Regions from separate parts of the Homo sapiens genome. Here region 2 is linked to region 1. Evidence: chromatin loops called from intact Hi-C (ENCODE). Cell type or tissue: heart right ventricle. All regions are shown on one strand. Links, peaks and the distances in the headings refer to the core of each region. The heading gives the core; the rest is flanking DNA.

What was found. Peaks named below come from ENCODE experiments on the same cell type or tissue, not always from the same donor. Only the 100,000 strongest peaks of a DNase experiment are listed, where the experiment ranks them.
Region 2: a loop joins it to region 1, with 2.1 times the contacts of the local background. A loop is called at or near these places in 5 of 110 quality-filtered maps.

What each region holds. Positions count from the first base shown.
Region 1 is chr20:49,922,775-49,935,437 of GRCh38, reverse strand. LOC105372653 (a long non-coding RNA gene) reads right to left here. Exons shown (of 3, transcript NR_134564.1): 3 at 6,617-6,713. Among named protein-coding and RNA genes, the nearest start is that of RNF114, 7.3 kb to the left of the region's middle. RefSeq lists silencers at 1,279-1,479, 6,452-6,746 and an enhancer at 9,658-9,827. In heart right ventricle, for the core only: CTCF peaks have their summits at 6,388 and 6,593 (motif pointing right); a DNase peak (open chromatin) is centred at 6,597; H3K27ac peaks cover 724 bases.
Region 2 is chr20:49,848,071-49,860,733 of GRCh38, reverse strand. It overlaps SLC9A8 (solute carrier family 9 member A8), which reads right to left. Exons shown (of 16, transcript NM_015266.3): 6 at 11,054-11,155; 7 at 9,890-9,924; 8 at 5,153-5,296. Among named protein-coding and RNA genes, the nearest start is that of MIR12122, 9.5 kb to the left of the region's middle. In heart right ventricle, for the core only: no CTCF peak of the experiment used is centred there; no DNase peak of the experiment used is centred there; H3K27ac peaks cover 924 bases.

The DNA.
Region 1 (12,663 bases), core at 4,482-9,481:
AGATGGCTCACTCACTCCAACAGTCACTAAACTCCAGCCTGGGCAACAAGAACGAAACTCCGTCTGAAAAAAAAAAAAAAAAACAAAAACACAACCTGGCTAACACGGTGAAACCCTGTCTCTACTAAAAATACAAAAAATTAGCCGGGCGTGGTGGCGGGCGCCTGTAGTCCCAGCTACTCGGGAGGCTGAGGCAGGAGAATGGCTTGAACCTGGGAGGCGGAGCTTGCAGTGAGCCAAGATCTTGCCACTGCACTCCAGTCTGGGCGACAGCGCGAGACTCCCTCTCAAAAAACAACAACAACAACAACAAAACAAAACAAAAAAACCCCAACAACAAAGTACATTCATTTCATATTGTGCAATCATCACCATCAGCTATCTCTAAAATTCTGGTCTTCTTGCTAAACTGAAACTGAAATTCTGTCCCCATTAAACAATAACTTCCTCTTCCCTCCTCCCATCCCCATACCCCCAGGCCCTGGCAATTTTCTGTCTATGATTTTGAAGCACTTATAGCTATAAAATTTCCCCTGAGCACTGCTTTCACTGTGTCCAGTAAATTTTGGCATGCTGTGTTTTTGTTTTCATTTGTTTCTCAATATTTTCTCTATTTATTTAATTAATTTATTTATTTTGAGATGGAGTCTCACTCTGTCGCCCAGGCTGGAGTGCATTGGTGCAATCTCTGCTCGCTGCAGCCTCCCTCTCCTGGATTCAAGCAATTCCCTTGCCTCAGCCTCCCAAGTAGCTGGGATTACAGGTGCCTGCCACCACGCCTGGCTAATTTTTGTATTTTTAGTAGAGACAGGGTTTCACAATGTTGGCCAGGCTGGTCTCAAACGCCTGACCTCAAGTGATCCGCCAACCTCGGCCTCCCAAAATGCTGGGATTACAGGTGTGAGCCACCCAGCCTGGCCTGTTTCTGAGTATTTTCTAATTTCCCTTGTGATTTCTTCTTTGATCCATTGGTTCTTTTAAGAGTGTGTAAATTTCCACAAATTTGTGAATTTTCCAGTTTTCCTTTGATATTGATTTCTTTTTTTTTTTAACCCCCCCATATTGATTTCTAGCCTTATCCAATTGTGCTTGGAGAAGATATTTGGTATGATCTCTTTTATTTCTTCTTTCTTTCCTTCTTATCTTTCTCTCTTTCTCCTTTTCTTCTGTCTCTTTTTGTAGAGATGAAGTCTGGCTGTGTTGCCCAGGCTGGTTGCAAACTCCTGGGCACGAGCAATCCTCCTGCCTCAGCCTCCCAAAGTGCTGGGATTACAGGCCTAAGCCACCACAGCTGGCTGATGTCTACCTTTTAAAATCTCTTGAGGCTTAATCTGTGGCCTAACATATGGTCCATCCTGGAGGATATCCCATGTGTGCCTGAGAAGAATGTGGATGCTGTTGTTGCTGGGGAGTGTCTGTACATGTGTTAGACCTGGTTGTCTTACTGTGTCGCTCAAGTCCTTTATTTCCTTACTTGTCTCCTGTTTGTTCTATTTATTCTTGGGAGTGGGGCATTGAAGTCTCTAACTATTATTGTGGAATTGTCTATTTCTTCCTTCAATTCTACCAATTTTTGCTTCATATGTTCTGATGGTCTGTTATTAGGTATATAAATGTTTATAATTGTTATATCTTCTTGCTGTATTGAACTTTTTATTAACATACAATGCCTTCTTTATCTCTTGTAACCTTTTGGACAAGTAATTTTTCTTTTTTCTTTTTTTGAGACAGGGTCTTGCTCTGTCGTCCAGGCTGGAGTGCAGTGGTGTGATCTCAGCTCACGGCAACCTCTGTCTCCTGGGTTCAGGTGATTCTCCTGTTTCAGCCTCCTGAGTAGCTGAGACTACAGGCATGCACGACCACGCCTGGCTAATTTTTGTATTTTTAGTAGAGACAGGATTTCACCATATTTTTTAGGCTGGTCTCAAACTCCTGACCTCAGGTGATGCACCCGCCTCGGCCTCCCAAAGTGCTAGGATTACAGGTGTGAGCTACCGTGCCCGGCCTGGACAAGTAATTTTTCTGATATTAGTATTGCCAGCCCTCCTCTTCTTTGGTCACGCAAAAAGATATTTGCATGAAATATCTTTTTCCATCCTTTCAGAACCAGTCTATAAAGTGAGTTTCTTATAGAGAGCAATACAGTTGAATCATGTTCTTTAAAAAAAAAAAAAAAAAAAGCTGGGTATGGCGGCTCATGCCTGTAATCTCAGCAGGAGGAGGCTGAGGCGGGTGGATCACCTGAGGTTAGGAGTTCAAGACCAGCCTGACCAACATGGTGAAACCCTGTTTCTACTAAAAATACAAAAATTAACCGGGCCTGGTGGTGCATGCCTGTAGTCCCAGCTACTTGGGAGGCTGAGGCAGGAGAATCGCTTGAACCTAGGAGGCAGAGGTTGCAGTGAGTGGAGAACGAGCCACTGGACTCCAGCCTGGGCAACAAGAGTGAAACTCAGTCTCAAAAAAAATTTCTTTTAAATTAATTTTTTTTTTTTTTGAGACAGAGTCTCGCTCTGTTGCCCAGGCTGGAGTGCAGTAGCACAATCTCGGCTCACTGCAAGCTCCGCCTCCTGGGTTCACGCCATTCTCCTGCCTCAACCTCCTGAGTAGCTGGGACTACAGGCGCCCACCACCACGCCCGGCTAATTTTTTTTGTATTTTTAGTAGAGACGGGGTTTCACCATGTTAGCCAGGATGGTCTCGATCTCCTGACCTCACGATCGGCCCACCTCGGCCTCCAAAGTGCTAGGGATTACAGGCGTGAGCCATTGTGCCCAGCCTAAATTTTTCCTTCCTTTTTTCCTTCCTTCCTTCCTTCCTCCCTCCTTCCCTTCCTTCCTTCCTTCGTTCCTTCCTTTGTTCCTTCCCTCCTTCCCTCCCTTTCTTTCTTTCCTTTTTTTTTTTTTTTTTTTTTTTGAGACAGAGTCTCACTCTGTCACCCAGGATGGAGTGCAGTGATGTGATCACAGCTCACTGCAGCCTTGACTTCCCAGGCTCAAGTGATCCTCCTGCCTCAGCCTCCTGAGTAGGTGAGACTACAGGCATGTGCCATCACACCTAGCTATTTTTTCTATTTTTTGTAGTGATGGGGTCTCACTATGTTGCCTAGGCTTTTTTTTTTCTTTTTTGAGACAGGGTCTGGCTCTGTTGCCCAAGCTGGAGGACAATGGCAAAATCTTGGCTCACTGCAACCTCCACCTCATGGGCAAAAGCCGTCCTCCCACCCCAGCCTCCCAAGTAGCTGGGACTATAGGCGTGCACACCACACCCAGCTAATTTTTAAATTTTTTGTAGAGACAGGGTTTCACCATGTTGCCAAGGCTGGTCTCGAACTCTTGAGCTCAAATGGTCCTCCTGTCTTGGTCTCCCAAAGTGCTGGGATTACAGGAGTCAGCCATCATTATTAAAATTTGTTTGCTTAAATTTAAGAAAGGGCTGGGCATGGTGGCTCACGCCTGTAATCCCAGCACTTTGGGTTGCTGAGGGGGGTGGATCACTTTTGTCCAGGGGTTTAAGACCATCCTGGGTAACACAGTGAGACACCCCACCACCCCCAACTCCCTCCCCCATCTCTACAAAAAATACAAAAATAAGTGGGAGGATCACTTGAGGCCAGGAGTTCAAGATCAACCTGGGCAACGTACCAAGACCCTGCTGTCTACAAACAAACAAACATAAAATTAGCTGAGTGCAGTGGCATGTGCCTGTAGTCTTAGCTACTCAGAGGAGGGTTGCTTGAGCCCAGGAGTTCAAAGCATCATTGAGCTGTAATCTTGCCACTGCACTCCAGTCTGGGCAAGAGCAAGACCCTGTCTCAAAAAAAAAAAAAAAAACAAAATTAATGCCAGGTGCAGTGGCTCACACCTGTAATCCCAGCACTTTGGGAGGTCAACATGGGAGGATCGCTTGAGGCCAGGAGTTTGAAACCAGCTTAATCAACATAGCAAGACCCCGCCATCTCTACATAAAAAAAACTAGCTACGTGTGGTGGTGCACACTTGTGGTCCCAGCTACTCAGGAGGCTGAAGTGGGAGGATTGCTTAAGCTCTAGAGATCGAGGCTGCAGTGAAACATGATTGTGCCACTGCATTCCAGCCTGACTGACAGAGACCCTTTCTCAAAAAAAAAAAAAAAAAAAAAAAAGGCCAGGCGCAGTGGCTCACACCTGTAACCCCAGCACTTTGGAAGGCCGAGGTGGATGGATCATGAGGGCAGGAGATCGAGACTATCCTGGCTAACACAGTGAAACCCTGTCTCTACTAAAAAATACAAAAAAATTAGCCGGGCCTGGTGGCGGGTGCCTGTAGACCCAGCTACTCGGGAGGCTGAGGCAGGAGAATGGCGTGAAGCCAGGAGGCGGAGCTTGCAGTGAGCTGAGACTGCACCACTGCACTCCAGCCTGCGCGACAGAGCAAGACTTTGTCTCAAAACAAAACAAAACAACTAAATAAAATATAAAATTCTATTCCCCAGTCTTACTAGCCATATGTCTAGTGCTCAATAGCCACAAGTGACTCGTGGCTACATATTGAAAAGATCAGACACAGAACATTTCCATCGTTGCAGGAAGATCTATTGGACAGCGCTGCTATAGATACCCTCATGCATGTGAGACAGCTACATGCACACGGATATCCAGGACAGCGTTGTCACACTAGGAAGATACTGGAAGCAACCAAAATGATGATTGGGGGTGATTAAACAAATGCAATAGATATAATTACTAGTATATCAATTCCATGAGGTCAGGAGGTTTTGTCAATTTTGTTTACTGCTGTTATCTTCAGCTTCCAAAATAATGCCTGGTGCATGCTAGGTAATTACATAAATATTTGTTAAATAAATATGAAGCTGATATTGAATCATCTCATATATATATATATATATAAAACTTTTTTTTAAAATGGAGTCTCGCTCTGTCACCCAGACTGGAGTGCAGTGGCACGATCTCAGCTCGCTGCAACCTCTGCCTCCTGGGTTCAAGAGATTCTCCTACCTCAGCCTCTCGAGTAGCTGGAATTACAGGCATGCGCCACTGCACCTGGCTAACTTTTGTATTTTTAGTAGAGACGGGGTTTCACCATGTTGGCCAGGCTGGTCTTGAACTCCTGACCTCAAGTGAGCTGCCCACCTTGGCCTCCCAAAGTGCTGGGATTACAGGTGTGAGCCACTGCACCTGGCCCAAAAAATATTTTTAATTAAAACAACATCAAGATGCCAAGTAATGCAACTAATATATGTATATGTTTGTATATGATAAATAGATGCCTTTGGAAAGTAGGGTGACCAAGTGTCCAGGTTTGCCTGGGAGTGAGGGGTTTCCCAGGATGTGAGACTTTCAGTGCCAAAACTGGGAAAGTCCCGGGCAAAACAGGATGAGTCAATTGCCCTACTGGAAAGATTTTTTTTTTTTTTTTTCTGAGACGGAGTCTCACTCTCACCCAGGCTGGAGTGCAGTGGGACCATGTTGGCTCACTGCAACCTCCATCTCCTGGGTTCAAGCAATTCTCCTGCCTCAGCTTCCTGAGTAGCTGGGATTACAGGTGTCCACTACCACGCCCGGCTAATTTTTTTATATTTTTAGTAGAGACGGGATTTCGCCATGTTGGCCAGGCTGGTCTCGAACTCCTGACCTCAGGTGATCCACCCGCCTCGGCCTCCCAAAGTTCTGGGATTACAGGCGTGAGCCACCGCGCCCGGCCTCCTGGGAAGATTTCTGAGAATCTGGTACCAATGGTTCCTATTAGAAAGGGAAAATGGCCCGGGTGTGGTGGGTCATGCCTGTAATCCCAGCACTTTGGGAGGCTAAGGCAGGTGGATCACTTGAGCCTGGCGGTTTGAGACCAGCCTGGGAAACATGGCAAGACCCTGTCTCTATTTTATATGAAAAGAAACAAACAAACAAAAAACCAAAAAACAAAAGGGGAGCTAAGGGACTGGGTCTTAGGTTCTGGGCCTGGAGAAAGACTTCTCCTTCTGTTTCCTCTTGTGTTGTCTAAATATTTATATCAAGTTCATGCACCACTTTTTAATTAAAAATTCGGGACCAGGTGAGGTGGCTCACATCTGTAATCCCAGCACTTTGAGAGGCTAAGGCAATTGCCTGGAGCCCAGGAGTTCGAGACCACCCTGGGCAACATAGCAAGATCCCATCCCTACAAAAAATACAAAAAATATCTGGGCATAGGGGCATGCACATGTGGGCTCAGCACTTGGGGAGGCTGAGGAGGACTGCTTGACCCCAGGACGTTGAGGCTGCAATGAACCATGATCGTGCTATTGCACTCCAGCCTGGGTGACTTTTTTTTCTCTTAAAAAAAGAAAAAATAAACAATGATGCATTAAGAACAGTTAAGATGAATCGGAAGTAACTCCAGCCCTCAAATCCTGTAACTCTCAGGCGTCACAGTTCTATCAGCCTCAGGCCACATGTAAAATTTATCGCTATACTTGTCTAAGTTAGGCATAATTTACCCCATCATGTATTGCTACATTTTTAAACCTGTGGGCAGATAATTTCATCTTGATTTCAGCCGGTTCTTCAAGATTGCCAAATTGCTGAGCGCCAGGAAGAATTCCTACTGACACCACCAGGGGGCGTGTGAGCATCTCACAGACTCACCGGGCCCTGCGAAGAGAACACCGGCTCCTTTATTCTTTCCAGTTCTCTAAGTATTTCCTGCCTCTGCCCATCATGGCTTACTGTACATTGCCTGAAAACAAAAATTAAAAAAAAAAAAAAAGAGTCTCAGCCTAAAAGGAGTCTTAACAGAGGAGACACTGGCATGTAAATATTCATTCAACCAATAACTCTATGTGCTAAGTATCCTGGTAAGTGTTGGAAATGTAACAGTGAATTATTCAGTCTCAAACAGGAAAGCCACGCGGGGATGATCACATAAAAATGCGGCCCCTGGCAGGGTGCAGCGGCTCACGCCTGTAATCCCAACACTTTGGGAGGCAGAGGCCGGTGTATCACTTGAGGTCAGGAGTTTGAGACCAGCCTGGCCAACATGGTAAAACCCCAGTCTCTACCAAAAAAATACAAAAATTAGCCGGGTGTGGTGGCGCATGCCTGTTAATCCCAGCTACTAAGGAGGCTAAGGCAGGAGAATCGCTTGAACCCAGGAGGCAGAGGTTGCAGTGAGCCAAGACTGCGCCACTGCACTCCAGCCTGGGCGACAGAGTGAGAGCCTGTCTCAAAAAAAAAAATTAAAAAAAAACTGCCTCCAGAAAATTGCATTTCATCAGTTATCCCACCAGCTCATAGCATTTTACAGTTTCTATTATATCAAGGGTCAGCCACATAATGAGGTAAAAACATAACGATCTCATAATATCTGACAAGAACTACAACCAAATAATGAGTACTAACAAGAAGACATTGAAATAGGGGATTTGAATCCACCTTCATCTACAATAAACTGCACCTCATGTGTATATTGTGACTTGAGACATTGGCTAAGGATAGAAGAAAGTCATCACAATTAACAAGACATTTCAAAACTAAGCATTCACATAGAAGTAGAATTTCCGGGTCATTTCGTAAATGTGTGTTTAATTTTTTTTGTTTTGTTTGTTTGTTTGTCTGTTTTGTTTGTTTGTTTTTGAGATGGAGTCTTGCTGTTGCCCAGGCTGGAATGCAATGGCACGATCTCGGCTCACTGCAACTTCCGCCTCCTGGGTTCAAGCGATTCTTCCACCCCAGCCTCCTGAGTAGCTGGGATTACAAACACCTGCCATCATGCCCGGCTAATTTTTGTATTTTTGTAGAGATGGGGTTTCACCATGTTGGCCAGGCTGGTCTTGAACTCCTGATCTCAGGTGATCTGCCCGCCTTGGCCTTCCAAAGTGCTGGGATTACAGGCGTGAGCCACCGTGCCCGGCCAATGTGTGTTTAATTTTATTAGAAACTGCCAAACCAAGCCATTTTCCAACTATTTCCCATGACCACTAACAAGGTATGAGTTGCTTCACGTCCTCACCAACATTTGGTTGTCAGACACTTTTAGCCATTCTAGTGAGTGTGTAGTGGTACTGTGCAATTTTAGATTTCATAATGATTAATGACGTTGAGTACCTTTTCATTTGTTTATTGGCCATTTTGTATGTTTTACCTCTGTGAAGTGTCTGTCCAGATCTTCTGTTATTTATTTATTTATTTTTTTTTTTGAGATGGAGTCTCACTTTGTTCCCAGGCTGGAGTGCAGTGGTACCATCTCGGCTCACTGCAACCTTTGCCTCCCGGTTCAAGTAATTCTTCTCCCTCAGCCTCCCTAGTAGCTGGGATTTCAAGTGTGTGCCACCACGTCCAGCTAATTTTTTTGTATTTTTAGTAGAGACAGGGTTTCACCATGTTGGCCAGGCTGGTCTCGAACTCCTTACATCAAATGATCCACCCAGATTGGCTTCCCAAAGTGCTGGAATTACAGGCATGAGCCACTGTGCCCAGCCACACCATTTTTTTTTTTTGAGACAGGGTCTTGCTCTGTTGCCCAGTCTGGAGTGCACGGATTCCAATGGTGTGATCGTGGCTCACTGCAACCTCCACCTCCTGGGTTCAAGCAATTCTCCTGCCTCAGCCTCCCGAGTACCTGAGATTTCAGGTGGGTGTCATGAGATCCAGCTATTTTTTTTTTTGTATTTTTAGTAGAGACAGGGTTTCACCATGTTGGCCAGGCTGGTCTCGAACTCCTGACCTCAAGTGATCCACCCACCTCAGCCTCCCAAAGTGCTGGGATTACAGGTGTGAGCCACTGGCCTGGCCCCCCCCAAAATTTTTTTATTGTGATAACATACATAACATAAAAATTGCCATTTTAACCACCATAAAGCATATACTTTAGTGGCAGTAATTACATTCACAATGTTGTGCAAACATCGCCTCTGTTTCCAAAATTTTTTCAGCAACCTAAACAGAAACTCCATCTATAAGAAATAGCTCCCCATTCCTCCCTCTCCAGCCACTGGTAACCTCTAATCCTTTTTCTGTCTCTATGAATTTGCCTATTACAGACATCTCATCTAGTGGAATCACACAATATTTGTCCTTTTGTGACTGGCTTCTTTCACTTAACATAATATTTTTAAGGTTTATCCATGATGTAGCATTGGAATTTCCTCACTTTTTAAGGCTGAATAATATTCCATTGCATGGATGTACCACATTTTGTTTATTCATTCATCTGTCAGCAAACACTTGGGTCGTTTCTACCTTTTGGCTAATGTGAATAATACTGCAATGAACATTGATGTACAAGTGTCTGTTTTGAGTCCTTATTTTCAATTCTTTCAGGCATATGCCTAGGAGCAGAATTGCTGAGTCATATGGTCATTCTGTATTTAACTTTTTGAGGAACTGCCAGACTGTTCTTTACAGTGGCTGCACCATTTTACATTCCCACCAGCAAGTACGAGTATTCCATTCTTTACATCATTGCCAACATTTGTTATTTTCCTTTTCAAAAACATTTTATTATAGCCACCCTAGAGGGTTTGAAGTGGAATCTCACTGTGGTTTTGATTTACATTTCCCTAAAGATTAGTGATGACACACATCTTTTCACATGCTTATTGGCCATCTGTGTATCTTCTTTGGAGAAATGTCTATTCAAGTCCTTTGCCCATTTTTAATTTTATTTATTTATTTATTTTGAGATAGAATCTCACTCTGTTGCCCAGACTGGAGTGCAATGGTGAGATCTTGGCTCACTGCAACCTCCACCTCCTAGGTTCACATGATTCTCTCACCTCAGCCTCCCAAGTAGCTGGGATTACAGGGGCCTGCCACTACACCCAGCTAATTTTTGTATTTTTAAAAAAATTTTTTTATTATTTTTTTTTGAGACAGAGTTTCACTGTTGTCACCCAGGCTGGAGTGCAATGGCAAAATCTCGACTCACTGCAGCCTCCGCCTCCTGGGTTCAAGCGATTCTCCTGCCTCAGCCTCCCAAGTAGCTGGGATTACAGGCACATGCCACCATGCCTGGCTAATTTTTGTATTTTTAGTAGAGATGGGGTTTCACTATGTTGGCCAGACTGGTCTCGAACTCCCAAACTCAGGTGATCCACACACCTTGGCTTCCCAAAGTGCTGGGATTACAGGCATGATCCACTGCTCCTGGTGTATTTTTAGTAGAGATGGAGTTTCACCATGTTGGCCAGGCTGGTCTTGAACTCCCGACCTCAGGTGATCCTCCCGCCTCGGCCTCCCAAAGTGCTGGGATTACAGGTGTGAGCCACTGTGCCCGGCCAACTTTTGCATTTTTAGTAGAGATGGGATTTTGCCATGATGGCCAGGCTGGTCTTGAACTCTTGAGCTCAAATGATCTACCCCCCTTGGCTTCCGAAAGTGCTGGGATTACAGGTGTGAGCCACCATGCCCAGCCACCTTTGCCCATTTTTAAATTGGGTTGTCTATTTGTTGTTGCGTTATAGAAATTCTTCATATATTCTGGATATTATACAATTCTACACTTTTTTTAACTTATTTTTTTTTTTAGAGACAGGGTCTCACTCTGTTGCTGAGGCTGGAGTGCAGTGGTGCCATCACAGTTCACTGTAACCTCAAACTCTTGGGCTCAAGAGATTCTCCCACCTCAGCCTCCCCAGTAGCTAGGACTATGGGCTCATGCTACGTGTCTACCTAATTTTTAAAATTTTTTGGAGAGATGGGGCTTTACTATGTAGCCTAGACTGGTCTCCAACTTCTGGCCTCAAGCAATCCTCCAGTTTCGCCCTCTCAAAGCATTGGGATTACATGCGTGAGCCATGGCCCCTAGCCAAAATCCTCCTCTTTTGAGCAGCATAAATGCAAGGTGTCAAGGCCTGACCATAATGGCATAAGTCCCATTATGTTCCCCATTGGTCTGAGGCTGACTCTACACCCCAGCCTGGCAAGCCCTGTGACTGAGTCAGTCATATCTAGCTTGTGTTGAATGCTCACTCTGCACTTGGCATCGTATATTATTAGCTCATTTAATCTCTCAATAATCCTCAGGGGTACTATTAATCCCATTTTACTGATAAGGAAATAGAGGCAGTCCCAGAGAGGTTAGATAGCTTGTCCAAGGTCACACAGATGGAAAGCGGCAGGGCTAGGATCTGAACTTAAGCCTTTCGGCTCCAGAGCCTACTTCGACTTCTGGCCTAGGGATAATGTTGCTATGTAATAAGGACAACCTGTGTGTGGCTTTCCTTTGCTTGCTTCAAGGGAGAGGGAAGGACAAAGATGTTTGCTTCCAGCAAGCCGTCTTCTAAAACCCAATACTTTTTTTTTTTTTTTTTTTTTTTTGCGATGGAGTCTCGCTCTGTTGCCCAGGCTGGAGTGCAGTGGTGCAATCTCGGCTCACTACAACCTCCGCCTCCTGGTTCAAGCAATTCTCCTGCCTCAGCCTCCCAAGTAGCTGGGATTACAGGCATGCGCCACCATGCCCGGCTAATTTTAGTATTTTTACTAGAGATGGTGTTTCACTATGTTGGCCAGGCTGGTCTGGAACTCCTGACCTCAAGTGATCCTCCTGCCTTGGCCTCCCAAAGTGCTGGGATTACACAAGTGAGCCACTGTGCCCAGCCCTGAAACCCAGTACTTTAAGAGACTGTTATAGTACACACTGGGGCTCGTAACTTTGGGGTTACTGTTTTCAGGAGCAATTAAGAATCATAAGGAAGAAATGCTGAGTTGCCCACATCCAGTCCCATGAAGTGTGTCTCCTTGGAGCTGGGCTGGGCTGGGTGGATCCCACTAACAACAGCCCTCTGCCAGCTGCCTCACCTTTGGACTCGTGGGTTGCTCCTGCTGCAGACATGAAGACTTTAAAGCGATTGGCAGTTGGGTTTATATTTAGGGAAAAGGGGGAAGAAAGCCGTTCTTACTGATTGTGAAGAAGCTTGACAGCGCCAGCTTTCAGTTCAAGACGTGCCATCTTTAGAGTTACAAACCTCCCCCAAACCCTGCCTCCACCCGTGGGAGGCCAGAATGAATTCTGAGCTTTGGGAGCCAGACAGAATCTGTAGCACCCAGCAAATTCATGTGGGACAACAAGAATCCTAATCGTGGATAACATTTGCTGCAGGATCACTGCCTTCCAGGCACTGGGGGAACTTCTTTGCACATGTTATCCCATTCAATATGCAAAATAACCTTATGAAGAAGATACTATGATCAGCTCCATTTTACAGGTGGGGAAACTGAGGCTTAGAAAGATGATGAGGCTGGGCGCAGTGGCTCACGCCTGTAATCCCAGCACTTTGGGAGGCCAAGGCGGGTGGATTGCTTGAACTCAGGAGTTTGTTTGTTTGTTTGTTTGTTTGTTTGTTTTTATTGATCATTCTTGGGTGTTTCTCGCAGAGGGGGATTTGGCAGGGTCACAGGACAATAGTGGAGGGAAGGTCAGCAGATAAACAAGTGAACAAAGGTCTCTGGTTTTCCTAGGCAGAGGACCCTGCGGCCTTGCGCAGTGTTTGTGTCCCTGGGTACTTGAGATTAGGGAGTGGTGATGACTCTTAAGGAGCATGCTGCCTTCAAGCATCTGTTTAACAAAGCACATCTTGCACCGCTCTTAATCCATTCAACCCTGAGTGGATACAGCACATGTTTCAGAGAGCACAGGGTTGGGGGTAAGGTCACAGATCAACAGGATCCCAAGGCAGAAGAATTTTTCT
Region 2 (12,663 bases), core at 3,700-8,699, 74 kb after region 1:
TATTATTATTTTTGAGATGGAGTCTCGCTCTGTTGCTCAGGCTGGAGTGCAGTGGTGCGATCTCAGCTCACTGCAACCTCTGTCTCCAGGGTTCAAGCAATTCTCCTGCGTCAGCCTCCCAAGTAGCTGGGACTACAGATGCGCACCACCGTGCCCAGCTAATTTTTTTTTGTATTTTTAGTAGAGACGGGGTTTCACCATGTTAGCCAGGCTGGTATGGAACTCTTACCCTCAAGTGATCCACCTGCCTTGGCCTCCCAAAGTGCTGGGATTACAGACATGAACCACCATGCCAGGCCCCAGGATTGGTATCATTTTAAAGCAGAATAAGATGAAAAGGTAGCTTGGTCAAATAAACTCAGAAAGCCTTTCGAGGAAATTCACAGCCCAAAATAACATAATAAAGGTCTGAGAAGTCTTGCAAAAAAGAAATCTAACTTTCTTCACGTGAAAGCTTTGCAGACTCATCTGAACAAACAATCTCCCCAATCCCCCTTCTTTCTAGCAGATCACAGGTTAACATCCCACCTTGAGGAATGTGGCAGCCAACAAGGGCTCATATTGGAAAAGTGCTTTTGAAGGCCATGATCACCCATAGTTCCCAAAAATGGATCTGCAGGTCACACACATACAGTGCCCAGCCTCAGCCCACATCACTACCACAGCAGGTACCCAGGCTGGTTTCACTGCTTTTTATACAGAGTAGCCTGAGGCCCAAAGAGAGTGAGTCACTGGGTAAGGTCACACAAAGGGTTAACAGCAGATCCAGGGCTGGGGCAATGGTTTCTGAACTCCAGGTAATGAAAGTAGAATTTGGACTCTTTCTGGCCTGGTAATTTTCTACATTTTGTTTCTTAAGGTCATGTTTCTCATACCTTAAAGAATAAAAGGGAGTATTGCTTCAGGGTCCATTTCATGAGCTTAAGCTGTAGCTGGAGAAAACAAAAGGTTTCCTCTACAGCAGTGACTTTAAGAACACACTATCATAGCAACAAATCAAAGCTGAAAATGAATTCAAGTTACCGAAGAAACAGAAGACATTTGCTTTCTGGCATTCATGAAGGTAACAACATCAAAAAGGGGGTAACTCATTTACATATTCAGTTGCAAAGATAAATGTGTCAGCTCACTTTGGAGATGATCGTTTATGAAGTATACCTCTTCAAAACCAGGTATGATTCTGATAACCAAGGAAAGGTGACAACAGCTCCCAGGAGCATATTTTTCTTCTGTACTAAAAAAAAAAAAAAAGGTGGAGGGGGAGGCGGGGGTAAGTCTGACATGCCCCTTTTCTGTATCTTCTGTCTGAAAATAAGCCTCCCAGGCCTGGCTCACAAGACGTTCCTTCTGAGAAGCCTTCCTCATATCCTTCATGGTCTGGTCATTGAGCCCCCTCATGCTTAAGGCACCATGTTCACTTCTCTACGGGCATCTTTTGCCCATCATGGACCGACTGTCAAATCCACCTGGCTCTCAGCAGTGTCTGGCACACAGAGGTCCCTCACCAAATGCTGATGGCAGATGACCAGCCGTGGCTGGAGAGTTTGTGAGGCTGATTCTCAAGCCAGCTTGGGTCTCAGCAGTGGCAGTGCTGCTGGTAGAGGAAGAGGCTGGAAACTATATATGCATGCTCCACAGATCCAACCGTGGCCTCAGCAGTAGCACTGCTGCTGGTGGACGAGGAGACTGGAAACTATACATGCATGCTCCACAGATCCAACTGTGGGAACTGTTACCACAGACGATCTTGGTTTCTTTTCTTTCTTTTTTTTTTTTTTGAGACAGTCTTGCTCTGTCGCTCTGGCTGGAGTGCAGTGGTGCGATCTCGGCTCACTACAACCTCCGCCTCCCAGGTTCAAGCAATCCTCCTGCCTCAGCCTCCCAAGTAGATGGGATTACAGGGACCTACCACCATGCCGGGCTAATTTTTGTATTTTTAGTAGATACAGGGTTTCACCACGTTGGCAAGGCTGGTCTCAAACTCCTGACCTCAGGTGATCCACCTGCCTTGGCCTTCCAAAGTGCTGGGATTACAGGCATGAGCCACCATGCCTGGCCCCATCTTGGGTTTCCAAAGCACTTTTCCAGTAAGAACCTCTGGCTACCAACGATGACTCCATCATTTCCCATCTTAAATAGAAAAAGTCTCCTATCTTTGGCTTTTATAATAGAGACAACTGGAAAAGCTCAGAAAAGATCCTACCTCTGAAAAATTATTTTTCTTTAAAAAAATCAAGAGACAAAGCAATTGAGTTTAGCTCCCAATGCATAAAAATAACTCATGATGTCACCTCCAAGTTAGGCAAAATTCCTTGTCACAAATGTTCAATATGTGTAGCCAGGATACGAGATAAAAGTAAAAACCAGAATGCTAGGCAGCTTTCAGAGTAGATCTTAAATAAGAAAAAATACTGCCATTGGATTTTTTAAAGGTCTTGTGGCATGATGTTGGATAATATCCTAATAAAGCTATAGAAATTTCTGCCAAGAGAAACATGAAAAAGCCAATAGTAGGAAACTGGTTAAGTAGATCATAGTAAACCCAGAAAAAGGAATACACCGTAACCAGTAAAATTATTTTCCAGAAGACTGTTTTATCAATTGTGTTCAATGGAAAATAGAGTACAATATTTGGGGTATAAGCCTATTGAAATAAAATGTATATATATTTACACCAAATTATCAACCATAATTATCTCTAGGTAGTAGCAATGTGTGTGATACTTCTCTCTTTTTTGCTTGTGTATTTCCTAAATTTGGTAAGAATATATGTACTACATTTAGAATAACAAAAATACTTATAAGTTTGGTTGTTTTTTAAGGCCTGTTGAGCACCTCTTGCCATCAGGCAGTATTTGGTAAGCTCCTCCTGCAAAGGAAGGGCAAAAACAGGGCAAAAACTGGGCAAATGTGGTGAAAACAACAACTAGGGGCAGGGAAAGAAAAGGAAAGGATGTCACATTACCCAATGCTGGATGCTTTTCTCATAGTACCCTTTTGTTTGTTTGTTTTTTTTAAAACAGAGTCTCACTCTGACGCCCGGGCTGGAATGCAGTGATGTGAGTTTGGCTCACTTCAACCTCTGTCTCCCAGGTTCAAGCGATTCTCCTGCCTCAGCCTCTCGAGTAGCTGGGATTACAGGCGTGCGCCACCACACCTGGCTAATCTTTGTATTTTTAGTAGATATGGGGTTTCACCATGTTGGCCAGGCTGGTCTTGAACTCCTGGCCTCAAGTGATCCATCCGCCTCAGCCTCCCAAAGTGATGGGATTACAGGCGTGAGCCACCGCGCCCAGCCCTGTAGTACCTTATTTAACTATTCAGTCCTCAAATCTAGTCCTAGGCTGAGGCATTTTATTCCAACATAAGAATTCTGAATATAGTCTATAAAAAAACTTCTAAGAAAATGCCAGCTACCACAGAGTGGTTATGCTTTAGCAAAGGCAGTAAGTCAGTATTCAGGTAAATGGAAATTCTATTATCTAACAGAACACACACTGGCCTCTAAGATTCTCTTAGCTCATTTTTGATACATTATCCGGGGCTCTTTTCTCCACGTGCTTTGGAGTTTTTTGCGGGAAGGTGGGAGAATGGGGTCTTGCTATGTTGTCCAGACTGGTCTCAAACATCTGTGTTTTGGCAAAAATCTTTGGGTTTGTTGCCTGCCTGTTAATGACCACCATAAAATGCAGAGTTCAAGGAAATATCCCTGCATCAGAAAAATATATTTGAGATTATCTGAAATGCATTTACTTTTCCCAGTGATTTTGTTTTGTTTTGTTTTTGAGACAGGGTCTTGCTCTGTTGCCCAGGTTGGAGTGCAATGGCTCCATCACAGCTCACTGCATCCCTAGTAGCTAGGAATACAGGCACGTGATATGACACCCAGCTAAAATTTTTTTTTTTTTTTTTTGAGACGGAGTCTCGCTCTGTCACCAGGCTGGAATCCAGTGGTGTGATCTCGGCTCACTGCAACCTCCGCCTCCCAGGTTCAAGTGATTCTCCTGCCTCAGCCTCCGGAGTAGCTGGGATTACAGGCACCCGCCACCAAGCCCAGCTAATTTTTGTATTTTCAGTAGAGACAGGGTTTCACCATGTTGGCCAGGCTGGTCTTGAACTCCTGACCTCAGGTGATCCACCCGCCTTGGCCTTCCAAAGTGCTGGGATTACAGGACTGAGCCACTGCGCCTGGCCCCCAATGACTTCTTGACATTTTATTATTCATCTTTAACTTCTCAGATCCCATCAATTAGGGTAGTAATACCAACAAATATTTGAAAACAAATTGTAGTGTCCAAAGTAGAGTTTACACAATAGCATCTTAAGGCAGGGCACCTATCAGCATTCCTACCTTATTTTAAAGCTGTGAAAAGGAAGGTGACATGCATCAGCTAGTGGGGCCTCTGTCTATTGCTTTTGTTGCCAATAATATTGCCCAAACACTGACCCCTGAACAGGCCGCTTCATCATATCTGGGGAACTTATTAAAAACCCATGGTCTTGGGACTCACCCCAGACCAAATGAATCAGAAGCTCTGAGGGTGGGGCCTAGGAATGTCACACTTAATAAGCACCCTCAGTGATGTTGACAAGCTGGGCTCAGAAACCACTACTAAAAGGCAGGTCGAAAAAGGTGGGCAAAGCCAGGAGCAATGGCTTACACCTGTAATCCCAGCACTTTGGGAGGCTGAGGTGGGCAAACTGCTTGAGCCCAGGGGTTCAAGACAAGCCTGGGCAACATGGCGAACCCCATCTCTACAAAAACTTCTTAAAAAATTAGCTGGGCGTGATGGCACGTGCCTGTAAGTCCCAGCTACTCGGGAGGCTGAGGTGGGAGATCAGTTGAACCCAGGAGGTTGAAGCTGCAGTGAGCTGTGATGGAGCCACTGCACTCCAGCTTGGGTGACAGAGCGAGACCCTGTCTCAAAAAAAAAGGTGGACTCTCCTCTTTTAACCACCCCTGGAACCTGACCATATTCTTGCAGCACATCAAGGCTTGTCAGGACAGAAATACAGAGAAAGAGAGTGGGTGAACTGATCACCCAGAGGACAAGCAACTGTACACATGCTGTGTGGAAATATCTGCCCCTTTGTTACAAGGACCTTTAGTTCTGTCACATGAAAAAAGTCTGTTCTCTGCCCCCGTACTTACTTGGTCAGAACAATGGAGACTGCATCGTTGAGAATACTTTCTCCAAAGACCAGCATGTTGAGCACGGGGTCCACATGAAGTGCATTGAAAATGGCAATAGTGGCCACTGGATCGACAGCAGATATTAGGGAGCCAAACGCAAAACTGTAAGAGACAGAGGGAAGGGGAGATTCTGTAATGTGTGTCACTTGGTCCACATATTAAAGCATTAAAGTCAAAGGCCATATTTAACAGAAAGCAATACTACACGCTAGAGCTGAATTAATTACAGAAGGTAGCGTATTTTTTCCCCACTTATCTGCTGTTTTGTGGGTGGAGTATGAAAGGCCCACTCTAAACTGAGTTGTTAGGAATGGCCTGGTTTTCTAGTGTCAGCACGGAGACTTGACTTTGACCAATGATGGAAGGGAGACTTTTGCTTAGATATATTTATCATACACCGCCCAGTTCCACGGGTCAGAGCAGCTAGAGCCAAATGGCCCATGAGCTCCTGCATCTGACCTCTGCTCTGCCCCTCGCCACCAGCCCCTTGGAATGCTGTCCGTGACCGACCCCAGCCTGCACTCAGATTTGCAAGATCTAAGAAAGTGTCAAAAAGCAGCAGCAACCCCAGTGTGCTTTGGGGGTGAGTGGCGTAGACAGCCGAGAGAAACACTGAGGCCATCTCCCAACTGGGCCAGTGACCTCACTGACAGTCCCCGTGAAGATCTTATCACCCCCAGCAGATATGTGCTGATTGTCTAACATGTTTCAGGAATGGAGGCTACCATGGCCGGCACTGTTCTAAGCACTTCACATACGGTGACTCAACAATCCAGACAGTGACTGTATGAGACTGCTACTACTGCCCCAATGACAGAGGAGAAAACCGAGGGACAACGGGATGATGAAGTAACTTGTCCAAGGTCACTCAGCTAACAAGTAGCAGAGCCAGGCTATCTGCCCAGAGTCGGTACTCCTACCCCCAACAGTAGATACAGCAATACCCAGAGATGAAGGCAAATTCAGACAATACCACATGTGACCCAGGAAATCAATTGAGGTGACGTGGGAAGGTGGGGTGGGGGTGTGGGTGTGGGAGCCACTTAGATGGGGCGGTCTGGAGAGGCCTCTGTGAAGGGATGACACATGTAAGCAAGAACCTACATGTTAAGAAGCAGCTGGCCAGGCCAAGAGCTGCAGGCTGAGGTGACAGCAAGCGACTCCTGCGGTGGGAGCAAGCCTGCTGCCTGAGGAACAGAAGGAAGGTGCATGTGGTGGTGGGGGTGGGGTGAGTGGCAGGAGCCATAAGAGGCTGGCGAGGGAGGCAGGACCAGCTCCCTCAAGGGGCCTCATGTGCCACATGAGCCTGGACAATTCACTCTCCCTGCCCTTTGGTGATTTTCCCACAAGCCTCTGTGCCATGCCTGTTGCAACTTTCTTTCCAGGGCAGCAGAATGGTGGGTCTGCCCCCTTCCACAACACCAGCCAAAACATGGAGACCCAATGGCCAGCCTGTGTCAGTCATCAGCCAGAGACGACTGCCCTGAGCTTCCCACCCTCACCAAGCCTGGGTCTAGGGGGAAAAGGATGCTCGGCTGAGCAGCCTTCAATGGGTGATCTTTTGGCTGCAGGGTCAGGGAGAGGAGAGCTGACTGAGGAAATGCCTGGCTGCCTTGCCAGGTACAGTTCTCTTCAGAAGTCAATCATCTGGCCTCTGGTTTCCATGGTAGCTGCCTGTGAATGTGACTCATGCGCATTAACCCAGAGTGCCTCCGGATCCCAGGCTGAGGATTCAGTTCCCAGACTTCGCCTGTCCTCACAGAGGTCATCACAGGCCTGTGAGCTCCAAGGGAGTGGATGCTGAATTTTCGTCATGGGTGAATTCCCAGGGTCTGTACTGGGCATGGCCCAGAGACACTTGCAGAAGGCAAGCAGGCAGGCAGGTGGGAAGAAGAAAGGGAAGGAAGAAAGGGAAGGTAACTCCACTAAACAACTGCCCATCTGGGAGATCCTATTTTATTGGTGGCTGGTCCCCAGGCCCTTGCACCACAACCCAGACAGAGCTTCTGGTCGCTCTTTTATTTTCACTCTCATCAACCACAGCCCCATCACCAGAGGCCGTGAAGGAAGGAGGATGATGTCTAAAAAGTGTATCCTGGGCCGGGCACAGTGGCTCACGCCTGTAATCCCAACACTTTAGGAGGCTGAGGTGGGAGGATGGCTTGAGCTCAGGAGTTCAGGACCAGCCTGGGCAATATAGAGAGAACCCTATCTCTACACACACAAAAATTAGCCGGAAGTGGTGCCGCATACCTGTAGTCCGAGCTACTCAGGAGGCTGAGGCAGGAGGACAGCTTGAGCTCAGGAGTTTGAGGCTACAGCGAGCTGTGATCATGCCACTATACTCCAGCCTCAGTGAAGCGCAGGCCCACCACAGGCTCCCAAGTTCCCTGTCCTGTGCCTCTCCTACCCCTGCAGGATACACCTTTTATATTTTAAAAATTTGTTTATGGGTATTCACTTCACAATGCTTCACCTTTTCTGTATGTTTAAAATTTTTCATAATAAAAGGTTGGGGCAACGTCCATCTTACATAAGTTGACTGATGTCTCATGTGTCCCTAAAATGTATAAAACCAAACTGTGCTCTGATCATCTTGGGTACATGTCGTCAGGACCTCCTGAGGCTGTCACGGGTGCGCATGCTCAACCTTGGCAAAATAAACTTTCTAAATTAACTGAAAAAAACAAAACAAACAAAAGGCTGGGGGAAATGCTTTGTATAAATCATGTTACACAGTTTGCTTGGGAATCTAAATTGAGGCAGAGTATTTCTGACAGTGAAGATGAGAAGTCTGAAATACAAACTGCTGAATCATTGAGAGGTCTGTATGGAAAGACGGTTATTTCACCTGGCTGTCAGCTGTTCCACTTCACATCTTTAAGACCTCGCCTTTTAAACGCCAGAAGTTCAACTTAAAAATGTATTTTCTTTATCCCATAGCCCCAAAAGATAGCAACATTAACAAAATGAAAAAGAAATGAACTAAGGCAGCGAAATAATTCAGGATCTCTAAGAGTGAAATCTCTCTCCAACAAGATATCACTAGAACAAAACAAAACGTGTGCAACGAAGTTATTTTTATGTTTTCTACAGTGCAGAGGTTGCAAAAAGTCTGTGGTCCCCTCTCATGTTTGGTCTGCATGGTATTTGTGAAAAATTGAGCAAGTTGTCAACATTGAAAAACTGGAAAATTCCCTATAAAAATCTAGAAACCCAGCATCTTTTTGAAAAAAAAGTATTTAAAATAGCCACCAATTCTGGGCCCAGATTTCCACATGGTAATCATGAGTTGGCGCTGAGAAGTGGCTGTCCCTTCATACAGGGTGTGTTCTCCCACTGGCCGCTGCCCCATGTCTAGACTCACAGCTGGCCAGCTTCCCTCTGTTAAGTGCTCTGCCAGGCCCTGCGGCTGTGTGGGTTTGCGACCCCAGAGCAGTCCCCATCTGAGGGATCGTCACTTTCTAACAGCAAAGGAAACTTCTGCACACGGAGAGGAAAACACTACCCGGCTCTAAGTCAGTGTGTCTACAGGGCAATTCCTTTCCTGTCCTCCACCTGAACATCCCAACCACTGATTCAATTCAACTTCACAGGAAGTTATCCAGCATTGTCTGTATCTCTAACCAGTTGCCCCCAAAACAAGTGGAAGGTTTGAATACTGTGATACCTTCCTTTACTGGGCATTTCTTTTTATTTGCAAAATACCTACCAAACACAGGACATCAGTTCTGCTTTATTTCCAGCTCTCATGGAATAGGACTACTTGTTTATGTATCAAAACTGTCTTACAACAAAAGCTCCAAAATTGTCCTGGGCTGGGGTGGGTGGTGAGTGGAGGTAGAAATAGAATTGGATTTGTTATCAGAGACACAGTTCCCATGAAAAGGGTTCCCAGATTCTAGTCCCAAGTTGCTAAACTGCTGCTAAATCCTGAAAGCTCTGACTGGCCCCATGGCAAGGATCTGGGGACGAACATGTGACCCTGCTGCCCAGCTCCCCAGCCATGTCACAAGACCAAATGCAGACACACTGAGCAAGGCTGTCTGCTCTCAGAGGGGGGAACCCAGACTATGCTCAGCATGGGCACTTTTTCAGCACTAGATCTGGTACCTTCTGAGAGACAACTGCCTCAACCTAGTGAGGTTGCTTCTCACTATGCAATTCTGGGAAATCCTGGATGGGGCTCATGGGAAGTGCTCACGGGAGTGGCTTCAGATGGAGGGGCTTTCTACAATAACCACAATAGAGGTCTTGGCCCTGCTTCCCCCACCACAGGCTTCGTGGGAATCCCAGAGGAAAGTTTCTCCGTCACTCCCCCTCTCCATCTCTAATCTGTCAAGAAGACTTTTTGTTACGGCGACTGAAAAGTCTTGTAAATAAGAAGACAATGGTACAGTGTACGCGTGCACACAGGCAGGGCAGTTAGCTGAGCAGAGTTACTCCCTCCCAAGCTTAAACTAAATCATTCCAATCAGCAATGCCCCACTAGGGATCTTCAAAAGTCTTTAGGATACTTTTGATTCATTTCAGAGATACAAATTAACTCAGAGTAAGATTCTATGGCAGAAATCCTTACCAAAAATAAATACACAGAGAGAGAATAGAACAGTACCACACCCAGGAAGCAATGTGGAGAAACATTTCCCCTGTCTGAAAAGCAGTCGCATGGGTGTTACAGTATGAAGGATTTACCTGTCTGTCATGTTGAGTTTAGAGATTACATCAGCCTGTAAAATAAAACACACAAACACACAGACACACACAAAAAAAAAACCCTGGAGAACAGCCAAGATTTAAATGTCCATTAGTGCTTTATTAAAACTAATAAGGACATTAATCTTCAGTTCCCAAACCACTTGAAAAATAAAAGCTCCTAAGCCTTAGTTGAAACATGCATTCCATCGGCATGCAACGAGAGTATGGAAAAGAATGCTACATTCTTCAAGCCCAATTAACTGTAGTTTCCTTAAGTTTATTCTTACTTAATACTAGAAGCTGAGCAATGAAGAAAGCTGCATGACAGACAGATTTATTCTGGTGCCATCAAAGCTGCAATATAGGTGAAAATCCAATGGAATGGGCTTTGGCTATTGAGAGAAGAAAGCAGCTGATGTGTTAAAGAAATCTGCCCGTCACTCAGATACCTGACCCTCAACTTAATTTTCAGAACTGAGACAGGCAAACTTTCTGCAACTGACAATAAAGGAAAAGAATGTGACATGCATGGACATGCATAATACAAAACTACAGATACTACCTTCCTAGGGATGTTTGGTCTAAATTAATTTGAAGTCTAAAGTAGAGACCACCCAACTGGTGCCACTGGGAAGTGGTTTAGCAATTGTGGAAAATCCAGAGTATATAATTCTACAGGTAGACAGCTTAGAATTGAGTGAAGAGATTCAGCATCACCTTTGATTTTATTATTTCTCCAATGCCAGCAGAAAAGCACATCTTTGATTTTTTAAATACAAATTTTTATCAAAAAACAGCATTCAACCCCAATTCAGTCTACTTGACAACACAGTTTGAAGTTCTTGATGGCATATATTTGGCTTCATTTTTAGGTATTCTAATTTAAGACAGTATTGGTTTGCAAATAAACTCAAATACTTTGGGGGGGATTATGGAAAAGTTTTACTCAATTCCAGATACCAAAGGTCTTGGAGGACACTTTGAAACAATTTAGCACGCCTCTACTGTGCCTCATATGAAGCTAGGATTTCCTTCCAGAAGGAATTTACCTTAAGGGTGAAACCCAGGCCCCACAAAGTGGCCCCATTTCACCTTCCCACCTCCCTGCACTAGCTCTAAGAATGTAAGACTTTCAAAGTGTTTCAAAGATGATTTTCTTACCTGACCCAGAAAATAAATTCCTCCACCTACTACAAAAGCGGAGATTGCCGTCCCAAAAACAGCAAACAGGGTGATGGAACCAATATTTTGAAAGAAGTTACCCTGTTTGAAAGAGCAGAAATCAGGGAAATGATTAGAAAAGCCATTCCTGTCAGTGAAGGCACGGCCTGCACACCTGGCCCTCCGTGCAGACTTGATTCTCTGTAAAAGGCACCACTGCCCAACCTGTGTGGCAAGCTGGGAGCCCGGGAGTCTTCCTGCACCCCCGCACTTACTGCAGTGTCCCGTCACTCACACCATCTTTCATCTGAAACACTGCATAGCTTCGCACAAGTCTCCTCAACCCCCCAGGGCCCCTTTCCCTCCACTCTCCCGTCTTTCCAGAATGATCTTCCCAAAAGACAAATCTGATTGTGCTGCCTTCACCTGGACCCCTATTTCCACTTAAAATGCAGCTAGCCCCCACCCTGAATGATTCGACTCCTGGGGAGGCCTCTGGGCTCATCTGGCACCATGCTCGCCTTTGTTCTCTGGGTTCCAGTCCCACTGGTGGCTTCGAGCAGGTTGTGCTCCCTCTTTGCTTGTTAAGCTTTCATCATCCCAAGATCTCAGGACATTTCAACTCTTCCCAGATCCTAGTCTGTGCTCTCAGTGCACAGTCACCCTCTCTTGTAGCGGTTGACAAGACTGCAATTTTGCACTTATTTATGTACTGATGTCTTACTTTCCCATGAGGCTGCAGGCTCATTCTGGGCAATGACCCCACCTGCTTTCGCACAACACGGTCCCTGACATAATGCCCGTCAGATGGAAGATGCCCAACAGACAGGCACTGAAGGAATTAACTGTGTTTCACATCCAAAGTCCACACTATTAGGATACCAAGATACACTATCAGATATTCCTTTTTCCTGGCCAGGTCTTTTAAACAATTTTACTTCACTCTATTAGTATCATCATTAACTATGTCAGATAAAATGTTTCTATCTATACTTCACAGCGTTTAAGATAAAATATTCAAGTTCAAGCAGCATGGTAGCATCTTTCAAATTTCCATAAAATTAAGGAAATTAAGCTATTTATTATAACCCTATGAACTCCACTTAGGAGCTACCAAGAGTCTTTGATCACCCCCGATTGTGGTTGTGAACAAGAATCTTGTTTTTAGCTCAGAAATCACCAAACCATGGACATCAAGACCTGCTATTTTAAAGCCCACTTGTGAAAGAGTGTCCTCAGCTGAACACTGACTGCCCCACTAAGCCCACCTCCTAGAAGCTGCAATTTTGACTTGGCTGCCTATCATCTGACATTCAATTCCTTTGTTTGGCATATCAATCTTTACTGCACAAAGAATTTTAAAACACAATGATTTGGTTTTTCAAAACAAAGGGCTTTCAATCTATGAGTTGCTCTTTGCAAATCGCTGTTTTCTTTTGTTATTTAAAAACAGATTAGACTGGGCTCGGTGGCTCAAACCTGTAATCCCAGCACTTTGGGAGGCCAAGGCGGGTGGATCATCTAAGGTCAGGAGTTCGAGACCAACCTGACCAACATGGAGAAACCCCATCTCTGCTAAAAATACAAAATTAGCTGGTGTGGTTATAGAC